Regions from separate parts of the Homo sapiens genome. Here region 1 is linked to region 2. Evidence: read pairs that join two places in POLR2A ChIA-PET (ENCODE). Cell type or tissue: Panc1. All regions are shown on one strand. Each heading gives the region's core, and the rest is flanking DNA. Links, peaks and the distances in the headings are about the cores only. Region 1 overlaps DDR2 (discoidin domain receptor tyrosine kinase 2). Region 2 holds the start of CCDC190 (coiled-coil domain containing 190).

Region 1 (11,024 bases), core at 1,566-6,565, 170 kb after region 2:
ACAAAGTGCCTACAAGCCTCCCACTGGCCAGCTTCTGTTGGTAGAAACATTCCTGATGCAACCTTCTCCCAGCCCTGAGGATGCTTGAGCCATGCCCACCTATACACAGCAGGAGTTAGGGGAGAGGCAGGCAGAGGTTAGCACAACCCTAATCATAGTGCTAGATTTCAACCCAGCTTGAAATGGAAACGATTCCCCCCATTTGCCTGAAAAATATTCACCATGGCACATCCAGAAGTAAAAAATAAAGGAGAAGGGAGAGTGTAGTAAATATATTGCCTATAATGTGCAGGCCTGGAAGTGGCAGCGAGATAAGACACCTGGAATGAACACAGATCATGCCTCCCTGGTGCTTTGGATGCCTGGAATGAGCACAGACCATGCCTCCCTCGCGCTTTGAGCAGCCTCAAGTGTGCATACAGCAAGAGGCTAACCGACTCTGGTAAGGAGGGCGTCTACCTGAACAGCTTCTGAGAACTGAATCCCTTGACTGTTCTGCTTGGACGCAGTATCCCACAGAGCATTGCCATTTGTCTGATCTTACTCCCTTCTCAACTATCCCACCTTCTCTGTTTTCCCTTCAGTCAGCTTTCCATGTTCAATTTCATTCAGCAAAGTGTTCTAAGACAGTTTTGCTGCAGATAGATAAGCAGATAAACTGCAGACATTAGTGACCAACAGATTAGCAGATTCTCTTCTCAGTCTTGTTGAGGATTTATTTAATTGGCAGTTGCTGTCTTCAGTGTTAATAGCTATAGATTTTTAGGGTTAGAAATGAAAAACTCTAGCCCATCTACTTCTACTATCACTCCACCAACAACCCTAACAAGCAGTATAGCTCAGTGGTTGAGCCACAAGCTCTAGAATGAGGGTGCCTGGCTTTAAATCTAAAAGCTGACCTTTACTAACTGTGTGAGTTTAAGCAAGTTCCTTAACACTCAAGCCTCAGTTTTCTCATAGAAAAATAGGATCCTTTCCAAGAGGACCATCGTGAGGAGTAATCATGAGGACTCAATAAGTTAATACCTAGAAACAGTGCTTGGCATCAAGTCTTAGCTCTTATTATTACAACTGGAGCTGTTTAAACAACTGGAGCTGGTCTCATTTCGTAGTAAATGTATTTTGACTCTCCCTAGTACACAACTAGGCCTCATACATATTAAATAATCATGACATTACAACACTTTGGCAGCAAAAACAAATACACCCAAAGCAAACAAAAAGCCCATCCCCTTTGCTCTAATAAGAAACAGTCCAGGTTAGCATGCAAAATTGTCAGGTTCGATCTCATATTGGAATGTGTTTCTCAAAGTAGGTCTAACCCGACATTTGTTGGGACACTTCAGTTTTCAGCAAATGACTATGTGAGACTTTGCAGTTTCAAGTTTTCTTTGCCATGAGGTTCTTATGACTCAGATTTTATGACCCACTGAAGAGATCACCTGGGCTCCAATAGTTGAGGTGCTCTGTGCACTCCTGCAGTGGCAAGCCTTATTTTTTTTTAAGTGTCTCTAACTCCATCTCGTCTAAGAAAGACGCACTCTAACCAATAGTCTTTATCCATTAATTCTATGAAGTTCAATAAAAAGATTAACAGAGAAAAAGTTGTTTAAATGAATATGTTATTACTTTCCTACTGAGCTCTCCCCAGTAAGATCATGATTAGACTCAAGGTGCATGTACCCCCACCAACTCCCACCCCCTACGCAGAATGAGAATGGGGAATTCAGCAAAAAGAGGCATGGAGGCCCACGGAGAGGGTTCTGGTTGAATCTCTTGTATAATAGAAATCTCAGCAGAGAAGTGGACTCTGGGCAGCTAAGTACAGGAACCCAGGCCCAACAATTGGGAAGTTCTGGAACCTCAAACAGAGGATTAGCACAGTCAGACAAGCGGGGGTCTTTCCAGCCCAGGGGAAGCTGGTGGCTGGGCAGACAGCGGGGGCAGGGAAGAAGGCTGGGAGGCACAAGCTGCCTCTGATTTCAGCAGGAAGAGTTGGGCAAACAGCAAGGGTATGGGTGGAGAGGAGGGAGGAAAGGGGCCTCTGGTTTAGGCTCCAGCCAGGAGGGTGTAGCTGTCAGTTGCATTTGGGGCTGGGGATTGGTGAGGTGCTGGTCCAGCAATCGCCTCCACTAAATGTGCATCCAATCAGTGTTTTTTTCAAGCCCTCACTCAGCTTTGGCCAAGGAGGCAGCGATGAAAGCCAGAGGCTCAAGCTGAAACAGGCAGGAGCCTGGAGCTCATGAAATATGACACCGAGAGGGAAACAGAAGGGAAAGAGTCACAGCCAAACAAACACACCCTCAGCCAGAGCTGGAGCCCAGAGGCCTGAGAGGGGGGCCCTGGCCTTTCAGGGGGAGATGGCCAGCTGTTCCTGCTCTCCTCCTTTCCAGGGTCACAATTCCCTCAGAAAGGGGAGGCTCTTTTTGCTCAGAGCATGCACACTCACCACACTCACAATTTAGAGACGATCCTTTTATGAACCCTTGTTTGGTGAAACTTTTAGTGTTATTTGTTTTTGTTTTTTTTTTAAAAAAAAAAAAAAAGGAAAAGAAACATTTAAAACATTTCCATGTCTTCTGTCGGTCAGAAGATATGCCGAACCCATGAAATTTACTATCACTTCTCTCCTACCTTTTAACCAATACTGGAATATAATGAGTGGGTTATGTCATGGATAATCCACAGTAATAGACAACATTTAGCTCCAGAATGAGTTCATTGATCTACTTTTCAATACATAAGCCAGTAGGACCTAGTCGTTAGTAGCCTTGCACATTTTCAGTCAGAGGAACTGTGTTCATAGTTCAGCATTAGCTTTGACCTGCTATATGACCTAGGGCAAACCACTCAACCTCTCTGAGCCTTAATTTTCTCATCTGTTAAATGGGAATGATGGTAACAATCCCATATGACTGTTATTACAATTAAACAAGATTGTCTATTTAAAGCAGTTTTTATAGTGCCTGGCATATAGCAAGTACTCAGTAAATGGTAGCTATGAGTGTATCTGAGGCTCAAACATTTATGATTCTCCAAATAATCCTGTTAAAATAATTTTTAAAAGCCCATTTGAAAGACATTGGCACAGTGCTCCACATCCCCATTTTAAGTCCCTGCTCAACTTTCTTCTAATGCTCATGCCCAGCAGGGATCAATAGCATCACTCCTCACACTGATGGTACAAAGCATCAGCTTAAAAATCACGGCTTTCTGGCTGGGGACGGTGGCTCATGCCTGTAATCCCAGCACTTTGGGAGGCCGAGGCAGGTGGATAACTTGAGCTCAGAAGTTTGAGACCAGCCTGGCCAACATGGTGAAACCCCATCTCTACTAAAAATACAAAAATTAGCCGGCGTGGTGGCTACTGCCTGTAATCCCAGCTACTTCGGTGCCTGAGACACAAGAATTGCTTGAACCTGGGAGGTGGAGGCTACAGTGAGCCAAGATCGCACCACTGCACTCTAGCCTGGGCAACAGAACTAGTCTCTGTCTCAACAAAAAAAGAAAAAAGAGCTGCTTTATTTTCTGACTTGTCTCACCAGCTTTCCCATCGTGTTAAAAGCTTTTGTGTCTATATGAAGGGACTGTAATAAATTGGAAAGAATGTCCACCTAGCACATCAAAAACTTGACAAAATTAATAAAGTTGAATTCAAAATTTTTTTTTTAGCAATTAAGTCTAAATTCTAGAACTAAGTCACAGTAATGATATTGCTCCACAGCCAAAGCAAGACATTTGGATTTCGACATTTGAATATTTTTCACGGATACATTCAAAATTCTCTGAACAAAAATTTTACATGTGATTGAGTCAAATAAAGTGGTATTAAAATTTGAAAGATAATGTTTCTGTGTCTGAGAAATTATGGAACACAAAATTACCAGGAAAAACAAAAACAAAACTCAAACACAAAGCTAGTCTGCTTTTTTGTGAGTTGATGAATAATGTTTTGACTGAAAGATATTTCTATCAGTTACTAATAAAAATACTTCTAGATTTTTGACATATCACAGAAATGTAGCTCAACATGCATTCTTTTTTTAATATTTATTGAGAAATTTCTAAACATCAGAAACTTTGCTAAGCACTATGAATAAGTAACATAGTTACTTCCCACATGTGTCTTAGAGTTTCATGGGAGGCTGGAAAAAAGAAAAATCAATGACAAAATGATATGACGGGGCAACGATAGGAGAACACAGGGACTTGGCCAAGGTTTAAGGGACAGGAACAGCTTCCCAGACTAAACAACATCTAAGCTGAGATCTAAGGGATGTGCAAAACATAAAATGAGGAGGTGGGGGAAAGAACTCCACAGGTAGATGCACCCTCATAAAGAAAGACCCAGAGACTAAAGGGCCTTTCCTCAGAGGGAATGTGGGAAACATGGAATCGCCTTGGTGTGGCTCAAGCACGGAGTGTACGGCAAAGCAGAAAGATATGAGACCAGTGAGGAAAACCAAAACCTTGTAGGGCATTTACTCTGAGAGCAAAGCAGAGCCACTGGAGGGCTTTTAGGCAGAGGAGTGGCATATCCAGTCAGTGACTTAAAATCAGAAGAGAAAAAAATGGAAACGGGAAGGCAGAGTTAAGAAACTATTACCCAAATAGGCAACAATGGAGGGGATGGAGACAAACCAGGAGTTTGAGACCACCCTGGCCAACATGGTGAAACCCCATCTCTACTAAAAATACAAAAATTAGCTGGGTGTGCTGGCATGTTCCTGTAATCCCAGCTACTCGAGAGGCTGAGGCAGAAGAAGCGCTTGAGCCTGGGAGGCAGAGGTTGCAAACTATGAGAGATTTAGCTATGAAATCAAATGGATCATGATTTGATTCAAATATGAAGGTGAAGAAGAGAGAGAGAAGCCAAGAATGATGCTGAGTTTCCTGCTTCGGAGGCCAAGGATCCCAATGCAGGGCCTTTGCGCTTACTGCCCTCTCTGCCTGGAATGTTCTTCACATACCTGTCAGCCTCCCTTACTCACTTCATCCAGGCTCTGGCTCCAAGGCTGCCTGGTCAGAGGTCCTCTTCGACCACCCCATATAAAACAACACCTAGTCAGTGCCCAAACCCTCAGCCCAGCTCCATTATTCTTTATCCTCTTATCCCCTAATACCACTTCAGAGTATTTCTTATCCCCTGACTTGTTATACATTTGTCTGTTCAAGGACCTTGCTGTCCCCTTGAGAATGTAAGCTCCATGAAAGCAGCAGTTGTTTCTATTTTGTTTCACTCTCAGTACCTAAAATAGTTCCCGGCACATTGTCACTCTCAAAATGTCTTTGTTTGATGAATAAACTCATAAAGATAGAAAACGTCAAAAGAAAAACACAAAGGCGGTTCAGAAACACTCCCTCACTTTCCAGCACTAGTTCTAATACTTTCATGCAGAAGCTCCTTTGCTTTTTAGCTAATAAAAATGTAAGATATACAGAAAAGTACACAAATTGCACACGTAAAGCTCAATGACAAAGTGAACATACCTGTGTTATCACCACTCAGGGCCAGAAATATAACAACCTCAGCAACTCAGAAGCCCCCAACACAGCCCTCCCAGTCACTAACCTCTTGCTCTTCCCCAAAGGTATCAGGTAAACTGATGTCTAACCTCATATAGTTTTGTCTGTTTTTGAACTTTATATAAATATAATAACTCCATTTGTTTTCTTTTTTGTTTGGCCCCTTTCGCTCAAAATTAGGTTTGTGAGGTTCATCCATGTAGTTCTATGGAGCAGTATGTCATGCTTTTTCATAGTTTAAAAAGATTCCACTTCACAAATAGCCTATAATTTATTTTTTACTATTGATGAATGTCTGGGTATTTCCAATTTGGAGCCATAACTAATGATGCTGTATCAACATTCCAGTACATACTTTTAGGTAAACATATGGATATACATTTTCATTGGATTATAGCTAGGTCATATCATATGCTGGGTCATAGAGTATGGTCAGATTATATGCTGGGTCATAGAGTATGCAAATGTTCCATTTTAATAAATATTGCCAAACTGTTTTTCAAATAGGTTATACCATGTCTGATTCTTACCAGCAGTATACATTATTTCCCACTCTTTCAAGTCTTCAACAATGCTTGGTAATACAAGTCTATTTGGTTTCAGCCACTTTAGTGGGTATGTAGTGGCATCACATTTCCCTAGTGACTGAGGTAAAGGTGGAGTGAAGGCAAGCTTCTTTTCATGTCATTTGGATATCCATTCTTGTGAAGTTCCTGTTCTGGTCTCTTTTCCCTTTTCTTGTCTTTTTCTTATTGATTTGTGAGAGGTCCTTACATGTCCTGAATACAAATCCTCGATTGGTCATAAGTGTTCCAAACAGTTCCTCTGACTCCATTGTTTGCCTTTTCCTTTCTTAACAGTGACTTTTGATAAACATAAATTCTTCACTTTAATGGAATTCACGTGATCAATCTTTCCCTTTCTGTCAGTGCTTTCTGTGGCTTGGAGCTGTTGTAGGAAGCATTCATAAAGAAGGATGAGTAGAGCAGGGAAGTGGAGGTGGAGGGAAGGCACTTTCTAAACGGTGGTGGGAGGAGGTGGGTGTCAGCCAAGGCAGGGATGTGCTCTCAAGACTGAAAACACTGGGCTGGACTCACTAGAGCAGAAGGTTTGTGTCAGTAAATGTGGGAGAATGTTCAGCCAGGTAAGGTGAGGCTAGACTGCACGGGACCTTAAGGCAGGCCAAGGCATTTCCCCATGACCTGAAGGCACTGAGGATGCTCTGAAGGTCTCTGTCTCCACCCACCTACAGGCCTTGCCTGTCTTTGTTTGCAGCCTACCATGTGGATATGCCCACCGCAGAATTGAACCAGTGTCCCTTGTGATACCTTTCTACCTTCTACATACTTCTATTTCTGTCTTTATCAGACTGCATGGCAATTTATGTATCTTCCAATCTAAACTGACAACTTCAAAAGTAGATATTGGTAGCAGAATGCAAGTTCAGTTTGTACAGGCTCATAAGAGCTGATTATTAAATTTTCAGGGCTTCTGTGAGCCAATTGACACCATGTTGGTAGCTTGAAATCAAACATGGCAAGAGTATTTACTCAATGGAAATCAGCAAAAGGTACAAATCAGGGTACCGCCTCCCCACAGAGCCAGTTGTACTTGCCAGCACGTCACTAGACACTGGTCTTATTCATCTCTATATTGCTGTCACCAAGCACAGCGTTTGCATCAATGTTTGTTGAATTAAATTGCATTTTTTCACACCTATCACTCCTTTTAGGACTCCACATAAATAAATTCTTTGAACAATCATTATGAGAATCCTGCTCTCTGCTCCTTCAGTACAACCAGACAGTAGGTTGCATTCCTTTGTCATGCACAGTGAGGCCATCCCTGAGAGTTTTCAAGGGCATTTGTGAGGCAATTAAAGAACACCAGGCAATGCACAATTAAGGGCAAGGCAGGGTGTTGGAGTGGCCAGTCCTTCCAGAGCCCAGTCCTCAAGAGATCTTTACAACCTGGCTGGTGCTCCTAAGAGGTCTGTGAATCTCATGAGATTCACAGAGTAATAGCAGCCCAGGCACTTCCTAGAGCCAAAAGCTCATCGAACTCACAAGGCCACTAAAGGAGCAGCCTGTGGGCCCGCTGTGTCAGGCACCAGGCATGTCCTTTGTTGTTCCCTCCAAAAACAGGATGGGGAAATGTCAGTTGGTGAGAGAGCTCGTGACTCACGACTATACCCTGGGGGGGAAAGAGGTTTTCAGTAAAAGGAATGAGTAAAGTTTTATCTGCCATACAAACCCAAGAGCCAAAACTTGGTGAAAGAATGAATACAAATTAAATAGACACAACTCCAGCATTTCAAAGCAATTAAAAAATATAACTGTAGGTCCGTTTTTAGAGCAAGAATACTATTCCCATGATTCTTAACCGAAAGAATGCCCAGGGCTCAGAGGGCCAGCGCAGGAGAATCTCCTCAGGAACAGGCATGAGGGCTTGTGTGATTCAAACAAAAATTACTCACTATTATAATTGCTTTAATTTATTTTTAGTCATGGTTATTTACTCAGAAATTTCAAATAACATTAGGGAAGGCATAACTTTTTATGTTTATAAAAAGATGTGTGGGTTTTGTAAAGGATGAGAAACATTCATATATTTTAATTCTCATCTTTTACAGATGAGGAAACTGAAAATCCATCTGTAAACTCTACAGAAGCATCGAGGAAATCTATCTTATCACCCGTTATGTATCTAGTACTAACAATGCCTAGCACATGGTAGGTATGCTGGAAAGAGCTGCTGAATGAATCAGTAAATAAATGAATGAGAACCCAAGAGGAGATATGACTTGGCCAGTGTCACACATGTTGACATTTTGGCAGAGCTGGCATGAGTGTCCTAACCCCAAAACCAGTGAGCTTTCCACCCTAGAGGAGTGGTTAATTAAGAACATGGACTCTGGAGCCAGACTGCCTGGGTTTCTACGCCAGCCCCACCACCTGCTAGCTTTGTGACTATGAGCAGATTATGTAATATTCGTGAACCTCATTTCCTTCTTCCATAAAATGGGAATAATCACAGTCCTGCTTCCAGAAAGCAGTTACAAGCATAAAGTGAGGAAACACATGTAAAGTATTTAGAAAGTGCCCAGCTCTCAGGACGTGCTCAATACACAAAGGCCACAAATGATAAGACAGGACTAAATAAAGTAGTTCTTAATTGCTCAGCATTCTGTCTTTTTTTTTTTTTTTGACATTGTCTTGCCTTGTCACCCAGGCTATAGTGCAGTGTCATGATCTCAGCTTACTGCAATCTCTGCCTCCCAGGTTCAAGGGATCCTCCCAACTCAGCCTCCCAAGCAGCTAGGGTTACAGGCATGCACCACCACACCTGGCTATTTTTTTTTTTTTTTTTTTTTTTTTAAGTAGAGATGGGGTTTCACCATGTTGGCCAGGCTGGTCTCAAACTCCTGGCCTCAAGTGATCTGCCTGCCTTGGCCTCCCAAAGTGCTGGGATTACAGGCGTGAGCCACGGCACCCAGCTGGCATTCTGTCTTCTGTGTTCTTGGTAAGCCCTTTGAAAAATTAACCTAAGACAAAACCTTGATGCCTTCTTTTTAAATGACAATTTACATTTTTTCCAGCAGCCCATCAATTTAAAGTAAACCCAAAGACTAACAAAAAAAAAAAATAAGTGAGACCAATAAGACAGTCTTTGAGGAAAGTTCTACTTTACTCTGTACTTTATCCCCTAAAAAGCCTGACAGGGGACCGGTGAGATAGCTTGGTGGTCACGAGCACAGACTTTAGGCCTTAACTGCCTAGGTTGAAACCTTAATTTCTCCATTGGTTTTCATGTATGACCTTGGGCAAGTTATCTTCTCTGTTGGTGCTAATGCTTCTTCAGTTATAAAATAAGCTTAATAACTGCCCTTACCACATATAGGGTTGTGGTGAGGACTAGCCAGTACCTGGCACTTTCTTGGAAACACAGGTATTAACCATCACCTCACACAATAGACATTCATGTGACATCATGTGTTTCCATAACTTCAGCTGCATGACAGAGTGCTGTTGTCTCGCCATTGGCTATCCTTGAAGACTATGTTGCAACTGGCACCCGAGCCACAGTCCAGATCCACAGTGCAGCGTGACACTAGCCTGCAGAGATGCGCAAATCATATCTAAAGCCAGCACTGATCACTGGAACCAAGCTCCATGTCAACCAGCCTGAGTTAAAGAACCTAAGTCACACAACAAAAGTGTGCACAATTTTCCCGCAGAACATCATGAGGGGACCAAGGGCTCTGAGGCTTCATCATCAGTGAAAACAGAGCACCAGGGTATGAGCCCCCTGACAAGGGTCTCAGGAAGGCCGGCCCCACAGCCAGAACCAACCAAGCTGTGACTGGCAGGTGCCAAGGGACACACTGGGAGCTGAGCACTCTCAGGTACTTCTTTACTTCTTGGTACTTTCCTGGACCTTCTCCAGACAGTTTCCTGGCAGAATAATAGCTAAGTTCAACCCAGGACAGTTTGTGGATTATCACGTCTCCTGAAGCTCCACAGACATCCCTCCTCCGTGCGTCATGGCAGTCTTCTTTATGGGTGAATTCATAACCCACACACAAGTGAATTTTTAATAGAGACATGTATAAATGTTCTTCAACTAGCAGAGCTTAAAACCAATAAACATGTATTTTATAGGTTCAGTGAAGTGCTGTGGTTAAGAGCTTAGGCTCCAAGGTAGGTGCTGCTTGAGTTCAAATCCTGATTGAACCACTTATTTACCTGGGCTGAAACACTTAACATCTCTGTGCCTCAGTTGCCATATTGGTAAAATATAACCATTATTTCGACAACAAGTAGTTTCCATGAGAGGAAGTAGAGTTAACCTGTGTAAAACACATGGGAATTACCCAGAAAATAGCAGGCATGCAGCACAGGCTAGCTACGATTAGTATACCACTTATACTGGGTGGTACAGATATCTGTGCAAATGAAGAGAAAGGAGCCACAGAGAAGTCTCACATTGAACCAAACATGAAGTTGTGTCCTTGTACGTGCTGTGCTTGTACTGGAGACATGTCAGTCTCACTTGCTACATTCTTAATGCACGCTCACGTATTCCCATTGGTAGAAGCCACTTAGAACATGTCCAGAGCAGTGGCTCTTTCAACTGCTCTCATCCTTTTACTTACATAACACTGAAGTTGCCGAACCAATCTCATTCAAAGTTTCCAAAACAGTCACCTTTGGACTGAGTCAGCCTGGAAACTTTTAGTACACTGGGTTGCAGCTTCAAATAGCTGTGAAAACAGCAGATGCTCACCTACATGGTGTCCTGCTTCTCTGATTGCAGCGGCATATAAAAGGGCACCCAAAAGAACGATCCACCTCGTGACCCCATTAATGCTTGGCATATGTGCCCTAAATACTCATTATTTGTTGCAGGACCAGGTATGTAACTGCACTAGGGCCAGTACTGATGATGTCAGTGTCTTGAAATTCAGCCTCTTCTCTCCGTCCCCAACCTGGCTCAGG
Region 2 (13,334 bases), core at 3,885-8,884:
GGACCATCAGGTGGGGGCGGGGCTAGGCGTGTCTGAGCTCAGACTCTGCTTGGGTGGGTCTCGCTTGGCTGCTGTGGGGGATGGGGGTGAGGTTCCCTTGTCAATAGAGTTGTGTACCCAGGATTATGGCTGCCTCTGCTGAGTCACGCAGGTTGTCAGGGAAGTGGGGGAAACCCAGCAGTCACAGGCCTCACCCAGCTCCCACACAAAATGAAGGGCTGGTCTCCCTCCCACCATGCCCCCCCGCAACAACCCCAAGTCTGTTTCCAGGTGGAGGCTGTAACAGGGTTGAAAACTTGCCCCAGGCTACCGGCTGCTAAAGAAAAGGGCTTGGTTCGTCCCCCACCTGTGGAGTCTGCACACCAGATTTGCGCCCTCCCCTGAGTTCTGACCAGGAGGCGTCTCGCCCCATCCAAATTGTTAAAAAGTTCAGCTGGACATTTCCCTCTCCCCATGGAGTTCTACCCCTGCTCCTCTGGTCACCCTCCTGATGGATCCCCATGGTGCCAGGCAGGAATGGCCTGCTAGGAGATGCAGTGAGCCCCCAGGACCTCTCCACTGCCTCCTCCACCCCTGTATTTCACTTGGCTCTCCAAATTGACTCAACTCCAGGTAACTTCTCCCACAAAGAGGTCTTCAGTTTCTCCAGTGGGGGTGTGCGTTTGGGAGAGGAGGGTCTCCCTTTCCCACTTCCACAGCTGGGACACACAGCATTTGGGGTGTTCTCCCGGGTCCTGCAGGAGCAGTCCACTTCCTCCAGAGGGTCTGTGGGTCCTTTTGGGATTGTTGATTTGTTCTTGCAGTTGATCTGGAGCTAAAATTCACAATTGACAACATGAATCTTAATCTATGAAAGTATAATGTTAATGTCTTTACCTTTCTCAGGGCAAAAAAAGAACCTCAGAACAATTAACTGTTCTTTTTTGAAAGCTCTGTGCTGTGTTACTTTGAATTATCATTTTCCAAGTCCCAGTTTTATACATTCAATCTTCATTTAGATGTACCCACATGTTTACCACTTTCTTTGCCCTTCATTCCTTCTTGTATCTTAGTCCTACATCTAGAAACATTTCTTTCTGCTTCAAATACATCCTGCAGAATTTTATTTAGTGGAGACAAACTCTATTTTTTGTTTACTTGCCTGAAAATTACTTTCTTTTACTATGATATTAAGTTTTTTTTAAAATCAACTTTACTGAGATAAAATTTATATCCACTAAAATTCACAGTTTAAGTCCTTAGGTTGTTGGCTTCGACAAATATATGCAGCAAGTAATTATCACCTCTGTCTCCCAGGAAAGTTCCTTCATTCCTTTTTGTAATCAGTCTTTATCTATACCTCTCAGCCCAGGCAACCACTGATCTGATCTCTGTCATCATAGATTAATTGTGCATGTTATAATATTTCAAATATATGGAATCCACTTCTCTTTTCTATCCAGCCTCTTTACCAGCATGTTATCTGTAAGATTCATTCATGCTTTTGCCCATATTAATGTATCGTTATTTTTATTGCTGAGTGGTATTCCATTGTATGGATGAACCACAATTTGTTTATCAGTTCACTTGTTGATGGTCATTTGGGTTGTTTCCAGTTTGCGACTATTATGAATAAGGCTGCTATACAATATTTCTATACAAATCTTTTTATGAGCACATGCTTTCATTTCTCTTGGTTAAGTATCCAGCAGTGGAAGTGCTGGGTCATATGTAAGTATATGTTGAATTTTGTAAGAAATTCCCAAAATGTTTTCCAAAATGGTCATACCATTTTATGTTCACAAAACCAATGAATAAAATCCAGTTGCTCCATATTCTCACCAATACTTGCTTTTACCACTTTTTTTAAATTTAAATTGTGCTAACGGTAAAAAGGGTTACCTCGTTGTTTTAATCTTCTAATGACTAATTAAATTAAATGTATATTCATTTGTTTATTGGCCATTTGTATATTCTTTTGGATTGTCTATTCAAGTATTTTTTGCATTTTTAAATAGAGTTATTTGTGTCCTTAATGTTAAGTTGTTGGTGTTATTTAGATATAGATAGAGTTTTTTGGTTAGGTTTTTTTGCGTTGTCAATATATTCCAACAGGTTCTTGCTTGCCTTTTGTTTTCCCTCGTAGTGTTTTTTTAAGAACAGAAGGTTTTAATTTTTATTAAGTCAATTTTATCAAATTTTTTCTTTTATAGTTTGGTCTTTTTTTCTGCTATATAAGAAATCTTTGCCAAACTCAAGTTTACAAAAATTTTCTTTTCTTATTTTTCTTCTAGAAGTTTTGTAGTTTTTGCCAGCATGTTAAGGTATATAATCAATTTTAAAATAATTTTTGTGTAGGGGATAACATAAAAATTGAAATTTGATTTCTTTTCCACATAGATACCCATTGTTCCAATACTACTTGTAAAAAGAATATTCTTTCCCCCCCATTAAATTATATTGGTGTTTCTTTCTAAAATAAACTGACTAAATGTGTGAGTTTACTTCTAAAGTCTCCTCTGTGGTAGTGATCCTACATGTTCACCTTTATACCAACACTACACAATCTTATTGACTATAGCATTAGAATAAGTCTCGAAATCAGATAATATTAAGTCCTATATAATTTGTTCATTCTTTTCAAAATTATTTTGACTACTGTAAGTCATTTGTATTACCACTTGAATTTTAGAGTCACCTTTATTTGCCAGAAAAAAAAAGTCTGCTAGGGTTTTGATCATGATTAAATCTACAGATAATTTTTAGAAGAATTGGCAGTCTAAAATACTTAGGATTCTAGCCATAAACATGATATATCTCCTCATTTATTTAGGGTTTTTTGTTTTTTGTTTTTTGAGATGGAGTCTTACTCTTGTCGCCTAGGCTGGAGCGCAGTGGCACCGTCTTGGCTCACTGCAACCTCTGCCTCCCAGGTTCAAGTGATTCTTCTGCCTCACCCACCACACCCAGCTAATTTTTGTATTTTTAGTAGAGACTGGGTTTCACCATGTTGGCCAGGCTGGTCTCGAACTCTTAACCTCAGGTGATCCACTTGCCTCAGCTTCCCAAAGTGGTGGGATTACAGGCATGAGCCACCATGCCTGGCCTATTTAGGTCTTCTTTAATCTCCCTATAAAACATTTTGTAGTTCTATATTTTATTAAATGTATTTCTAAATGTTTTGTGATTCATTATGGTATTTTTAATTTACAATATTTTTATGTTAATATATCTAAACATATTTTGTATATTGATATATTATCATGTGATCTTGCTAAAATCACACAAGATATAAGTGCCTTACTATTTTCTCCACAGAAAATTATGTCATCTGTGAATAAAGACAGTTGTGCTTTCCTTTCCAGTCTGTATATCTTTTTCTTGCCTCACTGAAGTAGCTAAGTCCTCTAATACAATAGTAGAAGTGGTAAGAGCAAATATCTATGCCTTGTTCTAACTCTTTGGGGGTATTTTCCCATTAAGTATAATGTTTACTATGGGTTTATTATAGATGCTAATTATCAGGTTGAAGATATTTCCTTCTATTCCTAGTTTGATGAAATTGATATTGGATCTCGTGAAATGATTTTTAATTCAAATGATTTTATGGTTCTTGCCTATATTCTGTTAATATGGTTAAATCATGTTGGTTTTTAAACATCAAATCAACCCTGTGTTACGAGAAAATACATTTCTGTTCTTATAAATTACTTAACCTTAGGTATTTCATTATAGCGACACGAAACAGAATACACTGTTATTTTAATTTTTCACATGTATTAAAACTTGTTTCATGGCCCACCTGTGGTCTATCTTGATAAATGTTCCTTGTGCACTGGAAAAGAATGGGTATTTGTGGTTGGGTATAATTAACATTCTATAAATGTTAATTAGGTCAAGTTGGTTGATAGTGTTGTTTCAATTTCCTTTAGCCTTACTAATTTTCTCTACACTTTTTCACTAACTTATTGAGAAAAGGATGTTGGAGCCACTGACAATAGCTGTGGGTTTGTTCATTCCTCCATGTAATTCTATTCGTTTTTGCTTCCCATATTAGGTGCAAAATATTGTGGATTTTATTATGGATGAATTAATCCCTTTATTATTAAGAAATTACCCTCTTTATTCCTATTAATATTATTGGCTCTGAATACTATTTTATTTGGGATAAATATAGCTTTCTCTAATTTCTTTTATTTAGTGTTAGCATGGTATATCTTTTTCTATTCATTTACTCTTAACCTATTCATTTGTTCATACTTTACAAAAGTGTTTTCGGTTTATTTCTTTGTCAGCATGATATAGTGTGGCCTTGTTACTTTATTTGATCTGAAAATCTCTGCCTTTTAATGGGGTACTGAGACCATTTACATTTATTATGGTTCTTAATATATTTGGGTTTAAAATCTATCATCTTGCCATTTATTTCTTGTTTATCCAAATTGTTCTTTTATTTCCTCTTTCCTATTTTTCTGCTTTATTTCAAATTTAGTATTTTTTATAATTCAATTTTATCTTACTTGTTGATTTCTTATAATTCTTTGTTATATTATTTTAGTGGTTGCTTTAGAGTGTAGAGTATACAGCTTTAACTCATTACATTCTACCTTCAAGTCATATTATAATGCTGCAAATATATTATAAGAACCTTATAACAGTAAACTTCCATTTATTCTCACTCGAATTTTGTATTACTGTTCCCATGCTGTTTACATGTTTACATGCTGTAAATCTCACACTAGATTTTTCTGTTTTGCTTTGAACAGTTAATTACATTTTAAAGAGATTTATATAACAAGAAAAATAGTCTTTATACTTCCTCATGTAGTTACTATTTCTGGTGCTCTTTCTTTCTTTTTGTAGCTTTGGATTTCCATCTGGTATAATTTTTCTTTTGCTTGAAGAATTACCTTTAACGTTTCTTGAACTGTAGGTCTGTTGTTGAAGGATTATTTAAGCTTCTGTGTGACTGAAACATTATTCAATTTTCCTTAACTCTTGAAGATATTTTTGTTGAGTACAGAATTCTAGGTTGATTTTTTTCTTTCAGAACTTAAAAAGTTTTGCTCCACTATCTTCTGGTTTTCATCATTTTTGGTAGGAAGTCTGTGTAATTCTTATTGTGTTCCTCTGTATGTAATGTACCTTTTTAAATTTGGCTGTTTTTAAGATTATCTCTTTATTACTTTTTAAAATAATTTTATTTTATATACCTTGGAGAAGTTTAATTCATATATCTTTTGCTTGAGATTCATTGATATTTTTTTTTTTGAGATGGAGTCTCATTCTGTCACCCAGGAGTGCAATGGCGTGATCTCAGCTCACTGCAACCTCCACCTCCCGGGTTCAAATGATTCTCCTGCCTCAGCCTCCCGAGTAGCTGGGATTACAGGTGCCCACCACCACACCCAGCTAATTTTTGTATTTTTAGTAGAGAAGGGGTTTCACCATGTTGGCCAGGCTGGTCTCGAACTCGTGACCTTGTGATCTGCCTGTCTTGGCCTCCCAAAGTGCTGGGATTACAGGCATGAGCCACTGCGCCCGGCCTCATTGAGTTTCTTAGATCTGCTACTGTACCCTGCTAATTCTGGATACCTTGGTCTTTCTGAACTTACACCTTTGTCTCCTCAAGTCAGGAACCCCTGCCTCGTTGCTCAATTCTTGTGCTGTAGTCCGGAAACCCTTTCCAGACAGTAAGCTGTAGCAATAATAATGATTCCCTGGTTTGTTTCCACTCTCTCAGGGATCACCATCCTATCTGACTGATGTCCAGTTTTTTTTAATTTCATGAATTTTTTCTGCTTTTTTAAATTGTTTCATGTAGAAAAGTAAATCTAGTTCCTATTGCTCCATCTTTGCTGAAAATCAGGAGCTAACTTTTATTGGACATCTACTATACATGAATTACTTTAAATTGATCATTTCATTCAATTCTATCAGAAAACCTATGATAAAGATACTTTTAACCTATTTTACAAATAAGGAAACCAAGGGATAGGACAGTCACATAGTCTATAAATGACAGATTCTTTGATTCCAGATGTGTTTTGACTACAAAAGGGTGTGACTCCATGTAAAACAGAGAGAATTATAGAAAACTACACGGATGTGCATTAAAAATATATTCTGTAAAATTGTATTTTAATCAAAATCACTTTACTGAACAGTTTGAACTATTTCTTTCTCTGGTGGTGGAAGCAAGAACATGATCTGAGAATGATAGCTTTATACTTTCAATCACTATCTTCGCTGATTTTCTTTCTTGTTCCTTAATGATATCCTGGGCAAATTCTACACATTTCTTGCCATTTTGTTTATTAAAAAAAAAAAAGTCCATTCCACTTTGAAGCTCCAGTTTCACATATAATTTAAACTCCTCACTGGACTCCAGGAAGTTTGGAGATGGGAAAGGAGGATTATCTGCTCTATCATTCTTCCTTCTCCAACCCTTGGAGTGGAAAAGGCATGATCTTTTTATATACCTCCTCTCCCTTGTCTTTTCAACACTAACCATTTTAAGGTCATGGGCTAGGAGAGAATAGAGGAGGCAGAGATCTTCCTATATAACTGCCACATTTGTGATGCTAAGGCATGACTGGTATTTTCCTATCTATTCTTGTGTTCCTATGTTCCCATAGATAGATATTCCTGTCTATTCTTTGTGTTCTCGTGTCCTCTGCTTTCGAGATGTGTGGTTTTATGAGGGAGTTCATCTGCACTCACATCCCTTCTGTCTCTGCCTCCTTCTGGCCCTGCCTGTGATTCTATTTCCCCTCCAGATGAAGCACTGTCTTCCAAGAAGAGCAATGTGATGACTATGCCATGGTTTCCGCCACCTCATATAACCCCTCTGCTCCCTCCCATGGAGCCAGGTCCTCTCTGGCATTCTCAGAGGGCTGAGAGTAACTAGGATGGCTTTGGCCACCATTCTTTTCCTAGGCACTCCACACTAAGGCTCCTTCTTGCCCTTTAGCCATAGATTATTTCTGCAAGCTTTTCCTCTTCAGTTCCCTCTCAAAATGCCATGCAGGAACCAAGCTTTTCTAAGAAATCCCTCACTATCATCAGCTATAGTGGCAACAAAGGGATGGAATGGGGGCTGCTCTATTGTTCTGCAGTCAGCAAGCCTCTAGCTGGGGGTACAATCCCGATCCTGGTCTCTCCTTGTGTGGCATCTCATTCTCCCAGATAATTTTCTTGGAATCCCACCTCATTCATTTAAATTCTGGAGGTGAGGGAATTACCTCATGAGAAAGGATGGGAAAGGAACTACCTCCCACTGAGAAAATAGCATGCTCCTCTTCCTCCCTGCCACCCCTCGTAATCTCTTTATAATTATTTATTTGCTGGGCAGTGATTGTGGTTAGTAGGGCCTGTTTAGCTGCCTGCCTCTCAGTAAACTCTGGGGGGATTATCAGGCCCCAGTGTTGGCAGCTCTATTTAGACTGTGGCATATCAGTGCGTCTTATTTTCAGACGAAGCTCCAAGGCAACAGTAAAAATCCCACTCAGTATCTTGTTATATAAACAATAGCTCTGCTCAACCTTCTACGGTAGCTGTTCAAAATATGGGCACAAAAGTTGATTTTAATTTTACTTTGCTTAGTGCTGTTTTCACCACTTTGAAAATCTTGATAAGCACCGAAGTGCTCTGAGCATGTGGAAAGGCCTGGGGAAGGTCAGTACGGTGTGCAATAACACATAATAAACAAATTAACTTCTCTCCTGCACGAAGTGTGAACAGTCATGACAGAAAAAACGGTGCTTTCTTTTGAGGCTGACCTGGTTTTCAAGAAGTAGGAATGAAGGTTAGGGAAGGGAGGTATGACAAAGAGAGAAAAAAAAAAAATGGAGAGAAACGAGGAAAGGGTAGGAGAGAGAGAGATTGAGAACACAGTTACACACTCCTTGCTTTCATTCCTGGCTCCCATGGACACAGCCGAGAAGGAGCACTGTGGGCCCCTCTAGGGACAGGCTAGAAGCTGGCAGGCTTCTTTTACCCACAGAGCTATTTAGAGCTCTGGCCTCTCCAGCAGGGATTGGTGCCATGGCCCAAGGAGCTAGCATTCCTGACCAGGGGAGGTAGGGAGGGACGAAGAGAGCTTTCAAGTGTATTTAACATTCTCCTCGCAGCCCTCTCCAATGGTCTCCCTCTATCCTTTCTCCAAACACCAAACTCCTAAGTTTACTGAAGAAAAATAAGCTCATTAATCAAGACTCAGTCTGACATAGCAAAAGAAACAAGACATAGTCTCATGGTGAAAACTCTGGATTTGGAGGTAAGTTCTACTGGCCCTGTTCTTTAATAAAAGTTTAGTTATACTTTAGACTCTAAAACAAGTGCCTTAAAATGTATTTCTTTCCCATGTCCTGACCTTATCTTCCTTTTTAATGTTAAGCTTTTTTTCTGTATTATAATCACCAAACCTCGGCCGAGTGTGGTGGCTCATGCCTGTAATCCCAGCACTTTGGGAGGCTGAGGCGGGCAGATCACAAGGTCAGGAGTTTGAGACTAGCCTGGCCAATATGGTGAAACCCCACCTCAACTAAAAATATAAAAAGTTAGCCAGGCGTGGTGGTGCAGGCCTGTAGTCCAAGCTACAAGGGAGGTTGAGGCAGGAGAATCGGTTGAACCCAGGAGGTAGAGGTTGCAGTGAGCTGAGATCGCGCCACTGCACTCCAGCCTGGGCAACAGAGTGAGACTCTGTCTCAAAAAAAAAAAAATCACCAAACCTTTTATTGACAGCAATCTGTTTATATCCTGAGCACATGTTGTGCTCTTAGCTCTGAGAAAAGTATTATAGAGACTCAAAGGAGAGAAAAATGTGTCCCTACTTAGCGCTATTTAGAGGAGAAAGAAGTAGGTGTGGGCTTAGACATCAGGGTACATGGAGGGAGGAGAGCATCTAAAGTCTGAGAAGATGGGTGAGGATGAGAAGAGGAGCTTTCGCCCAGTCTAAGCAGCTTCCCCAGTGTTGCCCAGACTACTCATCGTGGATGCTGTTCTACTTTATAATCAGGATACCCCAATCTTCCACTTTTCGAGAAAGCCCCTTGAGAGTAGGAACTGGGCCTCATTCACCATTACTCTTAGCTTTTAGCATAGCACCTGGCATACAGTAGGATTACAGGCTGAATGAACCTACGCATATGTGAATTAATGAACTGGCAGGGTGTGGGAAGGAATGGCCGTGTCCTAAGTTCCTAAATCCTCTCCAGACCTCTGAGCAGTCTCTTTGGGAGCCTTTAAGAAACAGTAAAAGAGGCTTTTCTTATTGGGTAAATAATGCCTTATATATGTAGACTGCCTTTTTTTTTTTTTTCCAAAGAGTTGTTCTTACACTTCTCACTTGATCTTCTTGGAAATCTGACTGGGATCTGTGTTGGGGGAGCCTATTGTATTGTATCACTATTTTATTGACAGGGAGGCTGAGGCTCAGAGGAATGACTACCCTCAATCCTTCTGTGTTACTCTGGAAACTCATTTAACAATAGTGTGATTTCATCTGACTAGGCACCTGTGGTTTCAGAAATACACAGGTTCTACCACTGATCTCTGATTAAAAGCCGGGGTCAGTATCCCAGTCTTCCATTTATCAGGTTATTTGTGATACCTTATTGTCTCTAGACCATAAAGAAGATGGAGAGGCACATGGTCAGGGGACAATTGTATAAGCATTTTGATTTGGAGAGGAAGAATGCCAAGCAGGCTGAAGCCAGACTGGACCAAAGACTGCAGAGACTAAAGGTTATTTGCCTCTACCATGTGAAATTGCTGACCTGGGAGCAGAGGCAGCTCCAAAAAGAACTGCAGAGGTTGCAGCAAGGTAAGACTTTCAGGACTGGTGAGGAGGATGCCCCAGAGGCACAGCAGGGCAGCAGGCCCATCACTCCGCTGAGGCCCTTTCAGAGCTCTGAGTGCCAAGACAGCAAGAGCTTTTGATCACAGCCAGGACTTTAGGCTGCCTAACCTTCCTTGTCCCTCCCCTGTCAATTACATAGCTCCCTGCAGCAGCCTACTCATAAGCCTTCTTGAGCTAACATTTCTCAGGCTTCCAGTCACTGCCATCTTTCAAGTTAGCTCTTTCTTGCTTAAATCCTTCGTTTTCTACTTTTAAATTTTATTTTTCATTTTGCTTTTCTTTCATTATCTGGGCTGATTTGGTTTCACCCCTTTTTAAATATCTGATCTTTCTCTTTTGGATCTAACAACAATTTATTGAGCAGTTACTCATGTGCAAGTCACTGTCCTAGCCCACTTTATGAAAGTTAAAAAAGAAAAAGAAAAGAAAGAAAAAATTTCTCTGGAATTAGTACCTCAGCTTCCTCCAATGTAAAATAAAAGTATTTCCTATGTTATGAAGTTATTTGAGGATTCAGTGAGCACTTGGAATAGTACCAAAACATAAAGTAAGTGCTATATAAGTGCCCACTCTTATCAATTAAAAATTGTTACACAATTGAAACCCTTCTACTGTCTTTGTTGAAAATAGTCACAGTTGTACAGTCTGTAGAAACTAGTTCTCCTTTGTTCATCATTAAAATAATTAGATTTTAATATTACTTAAAAATTCAGCACAGGAAAGAAATATCTCAGCTCTTGAAGACTACATCCTTTCTTACTGAAGGAGAGTGCCAGAACTCAGGAGTCTGAAATGGACAGAACATGTTCAAGAGGAAGGCCAGGTGCTGTAAACGAACATAAAATATTTCAGGTCAACACAGCTTATACATGACATAAAGGCCAAGAGTAACAGCCAAATGTCTAGGCTGGGAATTCTTTCTAACCTCCAGCTTTGGGTTTGAAAGATACTCTGAGTAACTAACTGAAGTCCTCTGCTTTCAATTTCCCTGTCTGCAATAAATGGTTAAACCAACCTAGAATGAGAGCTCACATACTGGAAAAGGGTCTTAGAAGCCATTTAGTTGATTCCCACTCTTATTCAAAAAGGACACTGAAGATCAGATGCCTACTTTTAGGAGGGTGTACAAAAGGCCAGGCCCTAGTAAGTGGCTTTCCTGGCTGAGTAAAGAGTTGGGTTGGAAAGAGTATGAATCAGGAGGCAGAAAACTTTGATTCAGGTGCTTCTGCCTCCATGTCCTTTGGGAAGTCATATTCTCTCTAAGCCTCAGACTTCTTGACAGTAAAATCAGGGATACAGGAAGGAAGCAATATGTATTAAGTCTCAATATTTCTTAGGCACTGTGCTAGGCAATAGTTTTCCATGATTCATTTAAATGGAATTGTTATTGAGATTCAATGATATGCCAGTGAGTGAATTATTTAAGATGCATGTTGCCAGTCCTTTGAGTCAGCAGGTTAGAAATTAGGCTTAAAAATCCACATTTTTAACTGAGATGATACTAAGGTAGATTATTCTGGGACAGCTGTATTTCAGACCAGACTTTGCAAAACAGCTACTCAGGTAGAGTCTGGAATGCAAATATGAAAAAGCATGGTCTCTGCCCTCAAGGTGCCCATATTTAAATTGGACAGTAGTTCCGCTTATAAAAAATGATGATCAAAACTGCTAATTGAGTTCTTCACAAAGTAGGGCAGGAACATAAAAAGGTTCCTGTGTCTATCAAAGGAATTTAGCTAAGATTTCCCAAAAGACACAGTATGTGAGCAGAATCTTAGAGGAGGAGGAAAATGGGGGAAAGGGCGGGAAGTTTGTCAGGAGGACGTATGGAATGGGGCCACTCCCAGCAGAAGGAATAGTATGTATAAAGGCGCATACATGATCACTGCTTGCCTCAAATAGCTCAGTACTGCAGGCATGTGACATGGAAGTGGGGAAGAGGAGGTGTAGGTGCAGTTTTCAGAGACAACACAAAATAGCCAATGTCTCCAATCCAATCCAATCATGAATGGCTTCACAGGTCTTGCAAAAGAGTTGAGAGTTCACCCTGTAGGGTTTGAGACTGGTGAAAATTACATGCTCAAATGTTAAAAAGATAATTCTGGATGCAAAGTTTAAGGTAAAATAGACCTCAGACTATAGTCAGAGTAGACCTGATAGAATTACAAAGTTCAGGCCATGGTTTCAAGGCCTAAACTAGGGCATTGGTCAGGTGAAGAAAATGAGAAGATGAGCATCTCAAGATATTTAGAAAGTAGAATTGTCGGAGCTTTAAGACTAAATATATATCCAAGGGTAAAGAAAACCAGAATCAAAAGTATATTACCTGGCACAAAGTAGGCGCTCAAACGAGCTTGTCAAATCTGGTAACTGGGTGGGCAGAAGTACCATACCTTCACAGAGAGAACATTGGAGAAACATCAAGTTTCAGAGAAAAGATATGTTCATTTTTGAACCTATTGGGCCCATAGGTCTAAATTTCAGAAAACAGATCTTGCTGGGAGAAGTAGCTCAAAATCCCTCAATTTATATGGAATAGGTGAAGTTCTTACATGGAAGAAACCCCCACAAAAGACCCCAAGGAGACAACAAAGGAAGAAAGGCTCACAAAGAACTCTTCCTTGCTCTGATCACTTCACAAAGAAGTGATCATATGAAAGAATATTGGGAGTCAATGTGAATTCTGGGTTCCCTATCTGGTCATATTCCCTCTGCTTAGTGCCTACTAACCGAACTGTAGATTTAAAGAGTTCTCTCCCATTAGAGCAAAACTAGTCCAAGACTTTCAACTCTAAATGACCAATTCATGAGATGTCTTAAAAACTGACTGAGTTCTCCATAGCAGCTATGACTGCAAGATGCTAAAACATCAACTCAACAAGTGAAAAGTCCACTTAGTCACGGCTGGCAGTTGCAAACTCACAGGTGGGTAGGAGGTCACATAATTGTGGTGAAGGAGACAATCCACTCACACCCAGTCATTTTGTTTTTGAAAACATTGTGCTTGCCAAGTAAAATGTTCAAAGGAAACCTCCAGGGGCTTAGCTGGTTTAAACCTCTGATCTTAGTGTTTCTAAATCCTCTTTAACATATACTACGCAAACACTGGAAAACTGCTTTAAATTTTCCATTTCCATCTATCACACCAGATCAACCTAATGTGTAATATACACCAAGGTTTATACACATTGGTTCTCTGAAAGCCCAGTTTGCAGAATTATTTTTCTTCTTCTTATATTAGTTTTCTAGGGCTGCCATAACAAAGAACTATAAACCGGGTGCCTTAAACAACAAAAATTTATTGCCTTACAATTCTAGAGTCTAGAAGTTCAAAATCAATATGTCAAACATGCTGGTTCCTTCTGAAAATTGTGAGGGCAGGCTCTGTTTCAGGCCTCTCTCCTTGGCTTACAGATGGCTGTCTTCTCCCTGTGTCTCTTAGTGCTCTCCCTGTGTGTGTCTGTGTGTTCTAAGTTCCTTTCCTTATAAGGAC

What was found. ChIA-PET counts read pairs that join two places held together with the same protein. Peaks named below come from ENCODE experiments on the same cell type or tissue, not always from the same donor. Only the 100,000 strongest peaks of a DNase experiment are listed, where the experiment ranks them.
Region 1: POLR2A ChIA-PET joins it to region 2 with 16 read pairs; 2 of 35 experiments call an interaction of 5 or more read pairs at or near these places.

The regions. Positions count from the first base shown.
Region 1 is chr1:162,687,722-162,698,745 of GRCh38, reverse strand. All of the region lies in intron 2 of DDR2 (discoidin domain receptor tyrosine kinase 2), which reads right to left. Among named protein-coding and RNA genes, the nearest start is that of DDR2, 61 kb to the right of the region's middle. In Panc1, for the core only: no CTCF peak of the experiment used is centred there; no DNase peak of the experiment used is centred there; H3K4me3 peaks cover 575 bases; H3K27ac peaks cover 1,998 bases.
Region 2 is chr1:162,855,931-162,869,264 of GRCh38, reverse strand. It overlaps CCDC190 (coiled-coil domain containing 190), which reads left to right and starts at 8,090. Exons shown (of 4, transcript NM_001394065.1): 1 at 8,090-8,257; 2 at 9,607-9,805. The coding sequence starts at 9,619. In Panc1, for the core only: no CTCF peak of the experiment used is centred there; no DNase peak of the experiment used is centred there.